2 separate regions of the Homo sapiens genome follow, and region 1 is linked to region 2. Evidence: read pairs that join two places in POLR2A ChIA-PET (ENCODE). Cell type or tissue: Caco-2. All regions are shown on one strand. Each heading gives the region's core, and the rest is flanking DNA. Links, peaks and the distances in the headings are about the cores only.

Region 1 (8,325 bases), core at 221-8,220, 100 kb after region 2:
GGCTCCTGGCCCAGGGTAAGGTTCCCACTGGTGTCCACAGGCCAGGTACCCATGTACTGCTGAAAAAGGCAAGGGGTGGGGCTGGTGGCAGGAACAATGTTCCCCTGGAGAGGTGTAAAGATACCCCCAGCAGGTTCCACTGACTGCCAGCAGGCACACTGGTGCCCATGAGGACATCTGCCCCCCACTCTGCCTTACCTGAACATCTCTGTCACTTCTCCCTTGGCCAGCGCCACCAGGACAGGAAAACCGATGCAGGCGGGGACCAGGTATAGGAGGGCAGGCTATGAGAGGACACAGGCTGGTGAAGCCATGCTGGGCACGGCACTGCCTCAGGGCCGTGCCCAGCACCCCAAACCCCTTCTGGGCTGGACTGAAGGACAGTGACTGGTCCAGGACCATAGCAAGTCAGTGGCTGGGCCTGAACCCAGGGCTCCTAACTCCCAGACAAGGGTTGCTCCTCCCGAGAGGGAATGCAAGAAAACTAAGAAACTCAAGTAGGCAGGGCTTCAAGGGTTCCCAGGGGTTTGGCTGGCAGCATCTGAATCACCTAGGTCACCAGGTTCAAAAAGCAACTTCCTGGTTTGGTCCTACTCCCAGAGACTCTGCTTCCTGAGGTCTGGGGCTCACACCTGCATTTTAGCAAATGCTCCAGGAGATGCTATTATAGTGATGATGACACCACAGCTGCTATGTAATAACTACTTGTTGCAGCCTGTATTAAGGTGACCTAGCTGGTCACTGGCTCCCCCAGGATTCACACCCAAGCAATTTGGCATGTCTGTGCTGAGACTCCTGGTAAAGCTGGGTTTGGAGAAAAGGACGGTTATACTAAGACCCTGTTCATGAACATCTACTGTGCAGGCACTGAGCTTAGCCTTCCCAGGAAGTCAGCCCACTGCCACATCCCATGATGGTTATCCTTTTGCAGAGGAGGAAGACCAATGCTTCACAAGGAGAGGGAAAATAGCCCAGGACTCAGAGACCCAAATCTTTTTTTTTTTTTTTTTTTGAGACAGAGTCTCTGACTCTTGTTGCCCAGGCTGGAGTGCAATGGTGCAATCTTGGCTCACTGCAACCTCCGCCTCCAGGGTTCAAGCGATTCTCCTGCCTCAGCCTCCTGAGTAGCTGGGACTACAGGTGCCTGCCACCACGCCTGGCTAATTTTTGTATTTTTACTAGAGATGGGGTTTCACCACGTTCGCCATGGTGGTCTCGAACTCCTGACCTCAGGTGATCCACCTGCCTCGGCCTCCCAAATTGCTGGGATTATAGGCCTGAGGCACCACGCCCAGCCCAAAGAGTTTCTTTCTTTTTTTTTTTTTTTTGAGATGGAGTCTGGCTCTGTCACCCAGGCTGGAGTGCAGTGGTGTGATCTTGGCTCACTGCAAGCTCTGCCTCCCAGGTTCACACCATTCTTCTGCCTTAGCCTCCGGAGTAGCTGGGACTACAGGTGCCTGCCACCATGCCCGGCTAATTTTTTTGTATTTTTAGTAGAGACAGGGTTTCACCGTGTTGGCCAGGATGGTCTCGATCTCTTGACCTTGTGATCTGCCTGCCTTGGCCTCCCAAAGTGCTGGGATTACAAGCGTGAGACACCGCGCCTGGCCGAGTTTCTTTTCTTTTCTTTTTTTTTTTTTTTGTGATTTTGAGATAGAGTCTTGCTCTGTCTCCCAGACTGGAGTGCAATGGTGCGATCTTGGCTCATTGCAACCTCCGCCTCCTGAGTAACTGGGATTACAGGCATGCGCCACCATGCCCGGCTAATATTTGTATTTTTCAGTAGAGATGCGGTTTCACCATGTTGGCCAGGCTGGTGCACTTGAGTTCTTTCACATGGAGTCAGGTCCCTTGCTACGTGCTCTGTAAGTCCCTCTAATTTCCCTCACAGCATTCCTCAGCAATTTTTTTTTTTTTGAGACAGGGTCTCACTTTGTCTCCCAGACGGAAGTGCAGTGATATGAACATGGCTCACTGTAGCCTTGACCTCCTGGGCTCAAGTGATCCTCTCGCCTCAGTCCTACAAGTTGCTGGGCCTACAGGTGTGCGCCTCCATGCCTGGCTAATTTTTGTATTTTTTGTAGAGACTGGTTGTCACCATTTTCCCCAGGCTGGTCTTGAACTCCTGAGCTCAAGTGATCCACCTGCTTTTGCCTCCCAACGTGCTGGGATTATGGGTGTGAGCCATCGTGCCTGGCCTCCCCAGCAATTTGTAATGGAACATCCCCATAGGTGGTGAGTTCAGTGAGGGCGGGCCCACAGCTGTCTTGCTCACCGTAGTGTGCCCTGCATACTGAAGAGGGCCTGGTAAATACTCAGTGAATGGCTCCTTCATGGTGCGTCTTCATGGGTGCTCATGAAGTGAAGAGATTGTCCTGGAGAGGGTGAGGAAACTTCATTCTTTTTTTTTTTTTTTCTGAGACAGAGTTTCCTTCTTGTTGCCCAGGCTGGAGTGCAGTGGTGCGATCTCGGCTCACTGCAACCTCCGCCTCTCAGTTCAAGCGATTCTCCTGCCTCAGCCTCCCAAGTAGCTGGGATTACAGGCATTCTCCACCAAGCCCGGCTAATTTTGTGTTTTTAGTAGAGATGGGGTTTCTCCATGTAGGTCAGGCTGGTCTCAAACTCCCGACCTCAGGTGATCCACCCACCTTGGCCTCCCAAAGTGCTGGGATTACAGGTGTGAGCCACCACGCCTGGCCGGAGACTTCATTCTTAACGTAAAGCCAGCCCTTGGCCAGAGAACAAAGAAGTCTTTCCCGCATGCCCTTGATCCTAACATTCAGACTTATTTCTTGCCATCTGTCATAGGTGGGCTGTGATCAATACTGCTTTATGTATATTAAATTATTGAATCTAACAATCCCTAAGTAGGATGGGTGTGGTGGCTCACGCTTGTAATCCCAGCACTTTGGGAGGCTGAGGTGGGCAGGTCAGTTGAGGTCAGGAGTTTGAAACCAGACTGGCCAACATGGTGATACCCTGTCTCTACTAAAAATATAAAAATCAGCTGGGTGTGGTGGTGCACGCCTGTAATCCCAGCTACTTGGGAGGCTGAGGCAGGAGAATTGCTTGAGCCCAGGAGGCGGAGCTCCAATGAGCTGAGATCACACCACTGCACAAAGGCAGAGGTGACCCTTACCTAGACCAATGCTAGCACTGGGACTACCTGTGTGTTGGAGAGCAGGGGACCCCATGGGACAGGGTCCCCTCATGTCCTGGATCCCCTTTCCAAGGATTTTCAGAGAGGTACCCACTTGGATGACTGGGGAGAAGGGCTGGGCTGCTGCTGGGGAGTAACACAGGCCTTGGGGCAGGGTTCAGGAGTTCATTAGTCTGGAGTCCAGATCGCCACCCAGGGCCCAGCCTGATGTAGTGTTCGCGTTCTCTCAGCGCTGCAGTTTTCCGATAAAGGAGAGGACTCCTGTGTGCCAGAGCTCTGAATGGGAGCCTCTTCTCAGTCCAGCCAGGCAGAGGGTGAGGCTGCCACCTTATGGCCACTGGGGGAATTGGCTCTGGGCTTGGACTCCAATAAGGGGCCGGGAGCTGCAGAGACCTCCAAAAGGTCTCTTAACTAGTCCTCCAAACCAGGTCCAGTCACTCTCTGTGACCCTTGCCATACGCATGTTACTCTCACCTTACACGCCATTGAAGCCCTTGAGCAGAAGTGAGAGGCAGTTCCACAATGGTTGTTCTTGGTTTTTCTAATTATGGGCTAGGGGCCTTTTGACCTTCTATAAAGTAATACTGTACTAGGACTAAATGAGTTATTAGCAAAAGAGTTTAGCACAGTGCCTGGCACAGAGTGATTAAAAAAACCCCAGCTTTTGTGATTAATTCAAAGATGGCTCGTCTGTATTTGGGCCCTGGGGAAGGGGAAAGGGGACAGAAGCAGCAAGCCCAGAGTTCCATGGTTACTGGGTGGTGCTGGGATTCACAACAGGGCTCCCTTAGCCCCTGTTCAATGCTGCGTTTCCCATGGCCAGGGCTTGAGAGCCTGGGTGTGGTTTCCATGCTGACCCAGGTTTGAATCCTGGCTTTACCACATACTTGCAGTGTGTCACCTGAACTCCAGTTTCCCCACCTGTTCACAAGGATCCTCATGAGTGCAGAGCCTGACATGTGGAAGTGCTTAACAAACAGGAGCTCTTATTATTTCCAGTAGAAAGTAGGGCAATCCTGTCTGCTCACTTTCCCCTGAATCTTCCCCTCTCCAGGCCACACTGAGGGCTCCCAGTCTTTGTGCTATGTTGCTTCATTCTGTGGCAGCTCAGTACTCCATCCTCATCTTGGTGGGAGAAGGAGGCAGAGCCTGGTCTACTAGGGAGTAGGGGGAGGGACGCCCCAATACCCAACACCCACTCCAATCCTGTTCTTCTCTGCCTGCTTCCCACTACCAAGGCTGAGAAGCCAAATCCTCTTTCCTGGACTCTCCTGTAGCCAGGGTGGCTTTAGGACCCCAGTCTGGCCCATGAGATGCTGAAAGGGTTCTGGGAAAGTTCCTGCCTTCCTGATGAAGGCAGCAGGCATGGCTGTTACGCTTTTCCCTCCTTCTTGCCTCTAACGTGCCCATGCTGCCTAGAGCAGTGGCAGCCATCTTGCAACCACAAATGGAAGGCCAAGAGAATCACAGACATGACTGCTCCAACACCAGTGGGGAGTGCCTATCTCTGGACTGCTTGCATTTACAAATAAATCCCTCTGTAAGTCCCTCTATTTGCAGTGAGGCATTCCTGACACTCTGATACCGTCCTGCCCACCTGAGCATGCTTGAAGATGTGCATGATGAAGATGGTAAGGCCCAGGCCGAAGATGTAGGCTGCAAAGCTGGTGTAGAAGTAGGTGTGGGTATTCTTCTTCAAGCTGCAGGGAAGGTGTGAAGAAAGAGGAGGAGGGTTAGATATAGGGACTGAACTAGTAATACCCCTTCTGAGGGAGCTGGGGAAGACCCTAGAGGTTGTGGGGGGGTGACTGAGCTCTGGGCTGGGAGTCTGGAGGTGGGTGTGCACGCTGATACTGCCCCCAGCTATGTGTCTCTGGACAAGTTGCTTTCCTTCTCTTAGCCTCAGTTTACTCATCTGCAAAATGGGAAAATGAGCTCATCTCCTTGGTAGTTATGAATATCAAATGCTGCAACTTATAACAGTGGCTGTAAGACTTTAGTCAGCATAAAAATCATCTGGAAAGCTTGTGAAAAAATGCAGGATTCTAGGTCCCACCCCCAGGGAGTCTGATCTAATAGCTCTAGAGCAGGGCCCAGGAATCTGCATTTTGAAAAAAACATCTGAGGTGAATCTCATACCGTTGGATCATGCTTTGAGAAACACAGATACAGAAACTGCAAAGATAAGTTACTACTTTTAAGTGCAGTGGACGTAATAGTTCAATAGCCTATTTGTGGTACTAACTAGATGCTGGCTGCATGAATAAATGCCAGTGGCTTCCTGGAGGTGATTCATCCAAGATCAGCTTCAGAACAGATGAATCATATACAGCCCGGCATTGCCATTACGTGACTTCCCTCTCCAATGCCAGCTCCGTAACCTCTGCATGTCCCCAGCACCTGGGATGTGCCCAGCCAGTACTATGGACTCAATTAACATTTGTGGAATGAATGAGTGCTTCTGACCCCCTTCTCTCCTTGTCCTGGGTGCTTCTAAGCCTTCGGCTGCAAGTACCTTGAGAACTCACCTATCTTGAGAACTGGGATACAAGTGACTCCCTTTGGGAATGTTGCACTGATTCTGGAAATCAGCTGAGGAGCTGCTTATGCTGTGAGCCCAGGCTAAAAAATGAGACTCTGTCTCTGAGGGTGCTGGCAGTTGAATCTGTCTCCAGCAAATAGCCTGGGGGCTTCTTATGGGTTTCACTTTGTATTACCTCTGAACAGCCAGGAGTAGAGACGGCTGGCACAGACATCCCTCTACTTACAGACTGGCCAGGTCTCTTCCAAAGGTGACTGTGAGCCCATATGCTCCTAAGGTTTGAAGTGGCACTACACAAATAACCCAGGTGTATGTGAGTGGGAAAAACCTAAGTTTCACATGGAAACTGGATTTCAATGATGCTGGTAGTAAGTTTCTCATTACCACTGTCACTGTTATTACTGCTTTTGCAACTATCAGGCATGAGGAAATCAAGAGAAGTTCACAAACCACCTCAAAGTTAAGTGCAACATTGCCAGCCCTCACAGGGATGACGGGGCATAAAATGATGGAGCTGTTGCTGGCGCCCCCTGCTGACGGCAAGTCCCATTGCATAGGTGCATTAACTTGGATAAGACCTTTCTTGTGTTTTAAACGCTGACCTAAGTTGCCCACCTTCTCCCCCTCGTGCTCACTGTCTACAACAGACTGAAAAATGTCTGAGTAAAGAGAGGGCAGGGAACAGCTAGAGCAGCTGAGACATGGTGACCTGACGCTAGGCTGATAAAAGATGATGATGATGACTGCAACCAGGATTCAACCAAGAGCGACTGAGGTCAGTGTGTGCTCAGCACTCTCTCCAGATTTTCATGGTAGGAACTCTTGTTATTAACTCAAGATGAGAAACCAGAGGCTCAGGAAGGTCAGGCCACTTGTCAAGGTCACACAGTGAGAAAGCACTGTGAGTACCACCAGGCCCTTGTGGGTTTAAATCTCTTGGCCTATGATTCTTAAAACAATTTTTTGACCACAGGCTCTTCAAATACTTAGAACTTCAAGATGCAAAATGCAGATAAAATCAGAATTGCTCTGGCTGCTGTGGGGGTGGAGGGTCTGGTCTCCTGAGGTACCTTCTCTGGGCTCCTGAAGGCCACTGGAGAATCCCTGGAGAAGCCCATGCTGGGGCAGGCCCTCACTCACTCACCTGATGTCAAAGCGCAGCAGCAAGGCAATGAAGATCCCTGTGGGAGAAAGCTGGGGTTAGAGAGTGGCAGGGAAGCAGCAGGGCAGTGAACTAACAGGAGACTGGGTCCTGGTCCCCAACCTGGTGTTCCATCTTGGAGCAATCATTGGAGACCAAGGGTGTGGCCAATACTCTCAAGTGACAGCAGAAAGTCCCATTTCTCTACCTAGAACAATGAGAGGGGCCCAGGATTTTGCTTTGGCCTGGGACTACAATGACCCAGCACCTCACCGCATCATACTATGTCACACCGTGTCTGCCCAAATGCTTATCAAGTGCCTATGTACCAGGCACTATGGGAAATGTAGGAGTAGGCAAAATCGCTGCTCCCACAGAGCTCAGCCAGGGGGACAGGGTAGCCACACTATGACATACCTCAAATAGTCACGGAAATCATTGTGAGATTGTGACTGTTAAAGAGTGCTTCCACTTTGGAAGGCAGAGGTGGGTGGATCACGAGGTCAGGAGTTCCAGACCATCCTGGCCAACATGGCGAAACCTCGTCTCACTAAAAATACAAAAATTAGCCAGACATAGTGGCATGTGCCCGTAGTCCCAGCTACTCGGGAGGCTGAGGCACAAGAATCACTTGAACCCAGGAAGTGGAGGTTGCAGTGAGCCAAGATCGCGCCACTGCATTCCAGCCTGGTGACACAGCGAGACTCTGTCTCAAAAAAACAAAACAAAACAAAACAACAACAAAAAACAAAAGCAAAAATTAGCCAGACGTGGTGGCAGGCACCTGTAGTCCCAGCTACTCGGGAGGCTGAGGCAGGAGAATCGCTTGAACCCAGGAGGCAGAGGTTGCAGTGAGCCGAGATCACGCCACTGCACTCCAGCCTGGACGACAGAGTGAGACTCTGTCTCAAAATACAAAAAACCCCAAAATGAGCTGGGCATGGCAGTGCACGCCTGCAATTCTAGCTATTGGGAGGCTGAGGCAGGAGAATTGTGCTTCCCATGTTGTAAGAAGGTGTAACAGGATGAGACCTAGGCTGGGCAGGGGTGAAGGAGGGGAAAGAAGGAAGGCTTCTTGGAAATGCCACACGCCAGGAGGAGAGAACAGCATGTGCAAAGGTCCTGGAGAAAGAGTGCTCAGGAGATGTGGCAGGGACTGAGGGGTCACTAAGGCAGCTTGCCTACTGGCAGGAGATGAGGAGATAGACCAGCCCTGCAGGGCCCCGAGGACCATGGGGAGGAGTTGGGTCTTTATCCTGAGTGAAGAGACGCACTGGAGGAGTTCTGAGCAGAACAACCTAAACACATTTTGAAAAAGGCCCCTGTGGCAGTGCGTGGCTGGAGGGGGGAGGAGGAGGGGCAAGCAGTGGGCTATTTGAAGGCTCCACAGGAGCACAGGAGAGGGTTACCTCGGTCCACCCACTGCACTCTGAAACTTGAAAACCAAGCCAATTGTAAGCAATGGTTCTGCTAAAAAAGAAA
Region 2 (8,325 bases), core at 259-8,258:
GTGAGCTGAGATCGCGCCATTGTACTCCAGCCTGGGCAACAAGGGTAAAACTCTGTCTCCAAAAAAAAAAAAAAAAAGGCCAGATATGGTGGCTCGTGCCTGTAATCCCAGCACTTTGGGAGGCCGTGGGCGGATCACTTGAGGTCAGGAGTTTGAGACCAGCCTGGCCAATATGGCAAAACCTTATCTCTACTAAAAATATAAAAATTAGCTGGGCATGGTGGCACATGTCTGTAATCCCAGCTACTCAGGAGAATCGCTTGTACCCAGGAAGCAAAGGTTGCTGTGAGCCCAGTTTGTGCCACTGCACTCCAGCCTGGGGGACAGAATAAAACTGTGTCTCAAAAAAAAAAAAAACTGAGAAGAAAAATCAAGGAAGGTAAGGGGACAGGCAGAGAGAGACGGGGGTGGTGTACTGTTTTAGACAAGGCAGTCAGGGAAGGCCTCCCCTAGGAGGTGACATTTGAGGGGAGTCATGGTTGTGAAATGAGGGAGTGAGGCAGGCGACGACCTGGGGTCAGGTGCTCCAGGCAAGCAGGAACAGCAGACTCCTGCGGCAGGAGACGTTGGAGGAACAGCAAGGAGGCCAGTGGGACTGGAGTGAAGTTCAGGGGACAGGGGTGGGGAGGAGGCCAGAAAGTGTTGGAGCCAGATCCCACTAGACCTTGCTGGCCAGAGTAAGGAGTGGGGACTTTATTTCAGGTGTGATGGAAGCCCTGGGAAGGTTGAGAACTTGGAGTGACTGAATGGAGTGTGCTTCTGCAAGGGCTGAGATTCATGGGTCACTGCTCTCTACTGCCTTAATGTTGAGGATTCCTTCAGTCAAATTAGCAGCTCAGTGCACATGGCATTTTGCTAGGTACCAGGGATACAAAAATAAATGATGCTGCCCTTCTAAGTGCAGGAGAATGCTGCTGGAGGGCTTCCAGTGTTCTTAGAAAGCTCTGTGTGGAGCATGGACTGAGGGGGTTGTCAAGACTGGAAGTGGGCCACGGCAGGGGTCACAAGTGAGCAAATTGATAGGTGAGACCTGAGGCCAACTGGAGATGGCATGCCTGTCTTGAGGGAGCAGCCACTCGGCCATTTGGGACTGGTTGGAAATGTAGGCCCAGTGTGGCAGAGGTCTTGGTAGAGAGGCAAGAACCAGCCAGTAACTCATTCATTTTACACACACACACACACACACACACACACACGGTACTATGGTACTTCCTTTTTTTTTTTTGAACGGAGTCTCTGTCACCCAGACTGGAGTGCTGTGGTGCGATTTCTGCTCACTGCAACCTCCGTCTCCCGGGTTCAAACAATTCTCGTGCCTCAGCCTCCTGAGTAACTGGGATTACAGGTGCGTGCCACCACACCCGGCTAATTTTTGTATTTTTAGTAGAGACAGGGTTTCACCATGTTGGCCAGGCTGGTCTCGAACTCCTGACCTCAGGCAATCCACCCACCTCAGCCTCCCAAAGTGCTGGGATTATAGGCATGAGCCACCGCACCCAGCCTGGAACTTACTTCTTTCTTACATATTTCTAGGTGCCAGATGCCAGTTTTAGATTCTGGCTCCACCACTGACACAGCTGGGTGACCTTGATCCAGTCCCTGGACCCTCAGAGGCACAGCTTCTTGGCCTGTAAATGGGGAGAGACAGCCTGCATTGCAGAATTGTTGGGAGGATTAAAGGACAAATTGGGTACTACGCTTACTCATAAAAGTTATGTTCTAAGCGTCCTTCTCCCTGCCCCACAGGCTGCTGCACCCTGGGCTGGGTAATTTAGCCCACAGCTCCTCCTTCCCCCTGTCATGTGCTTCCCTTCTGACTTAGATTCAGGGCAGAGGGCTGTTGATCACAACCTCCTGGGCCCAGAGTCACACCCCCTGCAGTGGAGGATGTCCGGGACAAGGCCTCACAGACCCCGTGATGGAGGCCTGTCAGTCCTGCATCATTGTTACCCTCTCTCCTCTGCCCTGCTCTTCTTGTCACCAACCTGCCCACCAGAGGCTCCCTCCAGAGGGAGGAGCCTCTGGCTGAAGTCCCAGGACCCATTCTACCCCTGAATTGGCCTCAAATGACCCTGGGGATTTAGCCCTGGGCTTCCTTATCCCTCCCTCTGGTGCAGCAGTAGAAAATCTGAGGCCTAGTGGCTCCACACTCCACACTACCCTCAGACTCAACTCTAGGCTCCTTGCGGCTTCCAGGCCACGTATGGTCTGGCTCTTGCTCACCCCTGCACCATCATCTCCCCCATGCCCTCCTCTCCTGCACTCTGCTCCAGCCACCTGGCTTCCATCAGTTCCCTGACCCTGCCCATCTCGTTCCCACCTTGGATTCTGGAGTAAGTGCTACTTCTTGACTTACCTCAGACAGGGCACTTTCCTCCTCTCTACCTGTTTCTCAGCAGTAACATGGTTTGATTATCACCAATGGAGGGTCAAGAAAGAGGACCACCCTTAGCCCTTTACCTGGCCCAGAGTGGGCACAGATGGCTACAGTTTTTCACATCACCAAGGCCATAGCATGCAGATGGCCCCTTTCCCCACCCACCTACATCACTCTCTGAGGACTAAAACTGCACCTTCCTTCTCTCTCCCTGCAGGATACTTTTGTGGAACTCTATGGGAACAATGCAGCAGCCGAGAGCCGAAAGGGCCAGGAACGCTTCAACCGCTGGTTCCTGACGGGCATGACTGTGGCCGGCGTGGTTCTGCTGGGCTCACTCTTCAGTCGGAAATGACCAGACACTGACCATCCACTCTACCCTCCCACCCCCTTCTCTGCTCCACCACATCCTCCGTCCAGCCGCCATTGCCACCAGGAGAACCACTACATGCAGCCCATGCCCACCTGCCCATCACAGGGTTGGGCCCAGATCTGGTCCCTTGCAGCTAGTTTTCTAGAATTTATCACACTTCTGTGAGACCCCCACACCTCAGTTCCCTTGGCCTCAGAATTCACAAAATTTCCACAAAATCTGTCCAAAGGAGGCTGGCAGGTATGGAAGGGTTTGTGGCTGGGGGCAGGAGGGCCCTACCTGATTGGTGCAACCCTTACCCCTTAGCCTCCCTGAAAATGTTTTTCTGCCAGGGAGCTTGAAAGTTTTCAGAACCTCTTCCCCAGAAAGGAGACTAGATTGCCTTTGTTTTGATGTTTGTGGCCTCAGAATTGATCATTTTCCCCCCACTCTCCCCACACTAACCTGGGTTCCCTTTCCTTCCATCCCTACCCCCTAAGAGCCATTTAGGGGCCACTTTTGACTAGGGATTCAGGCTGCTTGGGATAAAGATGCAAGGACCAGGACTCCCTCCTCACCTCTGGACTGGCTAGAGTCCTCACTCCCAGTCCAAATGTCCTCCAGAAGCCTCTGGCTAGAGGCCAGCCCCACCCAGGAGGGAGGGGGCTATAGCTACAGGAAGCACCCCATGCCAAAGCTAGGGTGGCCCTTGCAGTTCAGCACCACCCTAGTCCCTTCCCCTCCCTGGCTCCCATGACCATACTGAGGGACCAACTGGGCCCAAGACAGATGCCCCAGAGCTGTTTATGGCCTCAGCTGCCTCACTTCCTACAAGAGCAGCCTGTGGCATCTTTGCCTTGGGCTGCTCCTCATGGTGGGTTCAGGGGACTCAGCCCTGAGGTGAAAGGGAGCTATCAGGAACAGCTATGGGAGCCCCAGGGTCTTCCCTACCTCAGGCAGGAAGGGCAGGAAGGAGAGCCTGCTGCATGGGGTGGGGTAGGGCTGACTAGAAGGGCCAGTCCTGCCTGGCCAGGCAGATCTGTGCCCCATGCCTGTCCAGCCTGGGCAGCCAGGCTGCCAAGGCCAGAGTGGCCTGGCCAGGAGCTCTTCAGGCCTCCCTCTCTCTTCTGCTCCACCCTTGGCCTGTCTCATCCCCAGGGGTCCCAGCCACCCCGGGCTCTCTGCTGTACATATTTGAGACTAGTTTTTATTCCTTGTGAAGATGATATACTATTTTTGTTAAGCGTGTCTGTATTTATGTGTGAGGAGCTGCTGGCTTGCAGTGCGCGTGCACGTGGAGAGCTGGTGCCCGGAGATTGGACGGCCTGATGCTCCCTCCCCTGCCCTGGTCCAGGGAAGCTGGCCGAGGGTCCTGGCTCCTGAGGGGCATCTGCCCCTCCCCCAACCCCCACCCCACACTTGTTCCAGCTCTTTGAAATAGTCTGTGTGAAGGTGAAAGTGCAGTTCAGTAATAAACTGTGTTTACTCAGTGAACAAAGAGCCTGGGCTCTTGTGTGCTCCGGGATGGGGAAAGGAGGGGCCGCTGGAGAGCTGGGTACTGGTCCTGGCTCTGCTGCCCTCAGGGGAGGGCCTTGGACAAGTCCTTCCTTCCTTCTGGGCCTGAATTTATCCACCTGTACGGTGACAGGGTTTTACTGGGTACATGCTGTGTGCTGGGCACTGGGGCTGCATGTGAACAGGACAGACACAGTCTCTGCCCTCAGGAGCTGACATTCTAGTGGGAGACACAGCCACTTGGCAAGTGTTTACTGAGCTCTGCTCTACACAGACATAGTCCTGGGCACTGGGGACTTCTTCAAACAAAACCTTTGCCTTTACAAGCATTCATTCTAGTGGAAGAGACAGACATAAGCACGGCTCTAGCTGCTGTAGGGTGTGGGGGAAAGGTGTGATGCCTTTCCTCACCCATCAGAAGGTTCTGTGACTGACATTCCTATAACAAAAGAAAAACAAAGTGGCAGTTCACACCCTGTAATCTCAATACTTTGCGGGTGGGGGATGGGTTGCTTAAGGTCAGGAGTTCAAGATCAGCCTGGGCAACAAAGTGAGACCCTGTCTCTACAAAAAAATTTTTAAATTAGCCAACCCAGCAAGGCCAGTCCAGATTCTTCTTGGCCTCTGTGTAGCATTCCTTCCTCTCCTGTACAGGAGACAAGACATAGGTCAGAGTATTTATTTGTTTTTTAAGAGGGTCTTGCCCCGTCACCCAGGCTGGAATGCAGTAGTGTGATAGATAACTGCAGCTTCAAATTCCTGGGCTCAAGTGATCCTCCTGCCTCAGTCTCTTGAGCAGCTGAAATTACATGTGAGTGCCACCAAGCCTGGCTAATTTTCAAATTTTTTTTTGTAGAGATGGGGATCTTGTTATGTTGCCCAGGCTGGTCTCGAACACCTAGCCTCCAGTGATCCCCATGCCCAGCCGAGAATTTGTGGCCAGCTTCTACACAGTAGAGCAGAGGAAGGTTACAGTAATATTTCTGTGTTTTAGCGGATCACGAGGTCAGGAGATCAAGACCATCCTGGCAAACACAGTGAAACCCCGTCTCTACTAAAAATACAAAAAAAAATTAGCCGGGCGTGGTGGTGGGCGCCTGTAGTCCCAGCTACTCGGGAGGCTGAGGCAGGAGAATGGCGTGAACCCGGGAGGCGGAGCTTGCAGTGAGCCGAAATCGCGCCACTGCACTCCAGCCTGGGCGACAGAGCAAGACTCCGTCTCAAAAAAAAAAAATATATATATATATATGTGTGTGTGTGTATATATATATATATGTGTGTGTGTGTGTGTGTGTGTGTATGTGTGTGTATATATATGTGTATATATATGTGTATATATATGTATATATGTGTATATATATGTATATATATGTGTGTGTGTATATATATATATATATTTCTGTGTTTTATGAGTTGCTTTGGGGAGAGGAGTTCTAGTTTCTATGACCCACCTTGGGGAAGAGGAATGAATGCTAGTTTCTGTTACTTGCTTCAGGGGAGAAAGAGAAATGGGAGACAGCAAGGCAGGAGAAAGTCAGAGATCTTGTTTCTGAGGCCTTTCAGCCTCCTTTAGTTCAAAGTATTCGGTATGCCAAAGTGCCATACTTTGGGGTATTGTTTTCTAAGCCCCAGTAAGGGCAAAGGAGGAAAAAGCAACGACCATGAGGAAGCGGTTTGGTCTTCTACCAAGACATGAAGGACTTAGTAGAGAAGGAGGTAAGAAGGGGTCAGACTTCAGATTTTTAAGGCACATCCCACAGGATTTCAGATGGAGTAGAGATAGCTTCAGAGAGACTCAAGGATGACAGATTTTTAGAATAGTGATGCCATTATAGATACAAAAATGAAGTGCATGTTTGAAGCCAGTGCAACCCAAGAGACTCATAGTAAGTGCGATCTGAGCTCGTCTGGGAATCAGGAGTCAGGGAGGGCTCCCTGGAGGAATTGACATGAGAGCCAGGGCCTGAAGAGTGCATCACGGTTAACTTAAAATTAAGTGGGGAGGCAGGAGAGTGGGCCTGGGGAAGAAGCAGTAAATGCACCAGATGAGCAGGCATTGTCTTCAGGCTGAAAAGCTGGTGTGTCCAGAGCTAAGAGAGAGGGCGCTGCTGGGTTTAAGATGATGACAGAGGGTGGGGTGAGAGGACTGAACTTGATCCTGAGGGCAGTGACAGCCAGAGAAAGGTGGTAAGTTAGGGAGTGATACAGCCCGAGAGCCCCCAAAACTCTGGCTGATGGGTGGAGAAGGTTCCGGAGGGGAAGCAGAGTGGAAACAAGGAGATCAGTGAGGAAGCCATGGTTTCATGAATGCTCCGGTTTTGAGGATGGACAGCCAGATTTGTGTCCCGGGTCGTCATTTCTCGAGCCGTGGCTTCCAGTGAGTGAGTTACCTACTCTCTCTGTGCCCCAGCTTTCCCCTCTACAAAATGGGTGTGATGGGCAATTGAATGAGATAACCTAGAAGCAGTGGAGGAGGACTGGATGTTGAGGGTGACCGCGGGGATGGACTCGGCATTCCCCCGGGCTCTCCAGGAGAAGAGAGGAGGTGCTGCACTCTCGGAGTCCCGCGTGGCCGCGTCCAGCGGTCCAGGAGGGGTCTGGGAAAAGCGGTCAGGAGCTCCAGCTGGAGGGCAGGCCTGGAGGTGGGACATGCCCCAGGCGCCCCGCCCCGCCCCGCCCCGCCCGCTTTTCGGAGTGGGCTTCACTGCCCCCTGGTGGCCACAGGATGCGACCTGAGAGCCAGCCCCAGCTCAAGCTGCTCCCGCTCAGTGCACACGACCTCTCTCGCCGGGGGGCCACTTTCCCCAATGTCCTCCATCCTCTACCCTACTCACCAGAAAAACAGCTACACTTCCAACCCTTAGGTACTGGATTCAGAGCTTGTATGGGCTCTCTGGAGCTTAGAATCGCCATCTTGTTTGGTTCAAGACCAAAGCCTCCAGCCTCCCACTCACGCCTTCCCCCACGATGTGTCCTCAGCTCCTGCCCCTAGCCATAGCCGTTCAAGTCCCTTCCTCACATTCTCCATGTGCTTCCAGAAATGTCTTCACTCGCTCTTTTATTTATTTATTTATTTATTTTTTATTTTTTGAGAGAGGGTCTCACTCTGTTGCCCAGGCTGGAGTGCAGTGGCCTGATCATAGCTCACTGCAGCCTCGACTTCCTGGGCTCAGGTGATCCTCCCACCTCAGCCTCCCACTGTGACTACAGGAGCACGCCACCATACCCGGCTAATTTTTTTGTATTTTTGCAGAGACAGGGTTTTGCCATGTTGCCCAGGCTGGTCTCGAACTCCTGGTCTCAAGCCATCACTTGGCCCCGGCCTCCCAAAGTGCTGGGATTACAGGCGTGAGCCACTGTGCCCAGCCCAGAAACATTTTTTCACATATTGGCACAGATATATATTTTGATCCTCCACTAATTTTTTACACAAATAGTAACATACTAAACACACTTTCCCTTGCTTTTTCCACCTGCATACTGTATCTTGTAGAGGTTTTTTTTTTTCTTTGAGACAGAGTCTCCTTCTGTCGCCCAAGCCGAAAGTGCAGTGGCATGATCTCGGCTCACTGCAACCTCCACCTTCCCGGTTCGAGAATTGCAATCTCCACCTTCTGGGTACAAGCAATTCTCCTATCTCAGCCTCCCAAGTAGCTGTGACTACAGGCGCACAACACCACGCCCAGCTAATTTTTGTGTTTACCCGACCTCAGGTGATCCATCCACCTTGGCCTCCCAAAGTGCTGGGATTACAGGCTTGAGCCACCTAGCCCAGCCTTGTAGAAGTTTCCATATTCACACATGAATCCCCATGTACTCACCAGGCAGTTTCAACAATTACCAACTGATGTCAACTTTATTCTTTTTTTCTAGCTGTGTGGTATTCCACAAGTTTTTAACCAGACCGCTCAGTGATTCCCAACTTTATATATTGCCATGGAACATGCTTGGAATTGCACAAAGGGAAAGCTGGAGGGGGTTTGGGACTCTCTATGTGGTTCTTGGTGAAAAACTCATTCAATTTCCATATATTACATATTTATGATGAAAGAAATGAAATATATTTCATAGAGAAAATATG

Evidence for each region. Peaks named below come from ENCODE experiments on the same cell type or tissue, not always from the same donor. Only the 100,000 strongest peaks of a DNase experiment are listed, where the experiment ranks them.
Region 1: POLR2A ChIA-PET joins it to region 2 with 10 read pairs; 15 of 35 experiments call an interaction of 5 or more read pairs at or near these places.

The regions. Positions count from the first base shown.
Region 1 is chr20:31,558,169-31,566,493 of GRCh38, reverse strand. It overlaps HM13 (histocompatibility minor 13), which reads right to left. Exons shown (of 13, transcript NM_178581.3): 9 at 6,847-6,883; 10 at 4,758-4,860; 11 at 199-284. Among named protein-coding and RNA genes, the nearest start is that of HM13-AS1, 11 kb to the left of the region's middle. RefSeq lists enhancers at 1-706, 4,710-5,909. In Caco-2, for the core only: CTCF peaks have their summits at 3,499 (motif pointing left), 6,040 and 6,239 (motif pointing left); DNase peaks (open chromatin) are centred at 3,443 and 6,223.
Region 2 is chr20:31,660,356-31,668,680 of GRCh38, reverse strand. BCL2L1 (BCL2 like 1) reads left to right here. Exons shown (of 3, transcript NM_138578.3): 3 at 2,595-4,223. The coding sequence ends at 2,732. Among named protein-coding and RNA genes, the nearest start is that of BCL2L1-AS1, 11 kb to the left of the region's middle. RefSeq lists enhancers at 4,561-4,855, 4,100-4,930, 6,606-7,333 and a silencer at 6,839-7,028. In Caco-2, for the core only: CTCF peaks have their summits at 6,771 and 6,972 (motif pointing left); DNase peaks (open chromatin) are centred at 3,661, 4,280, 4,830, 6,870 and 5 weaker places.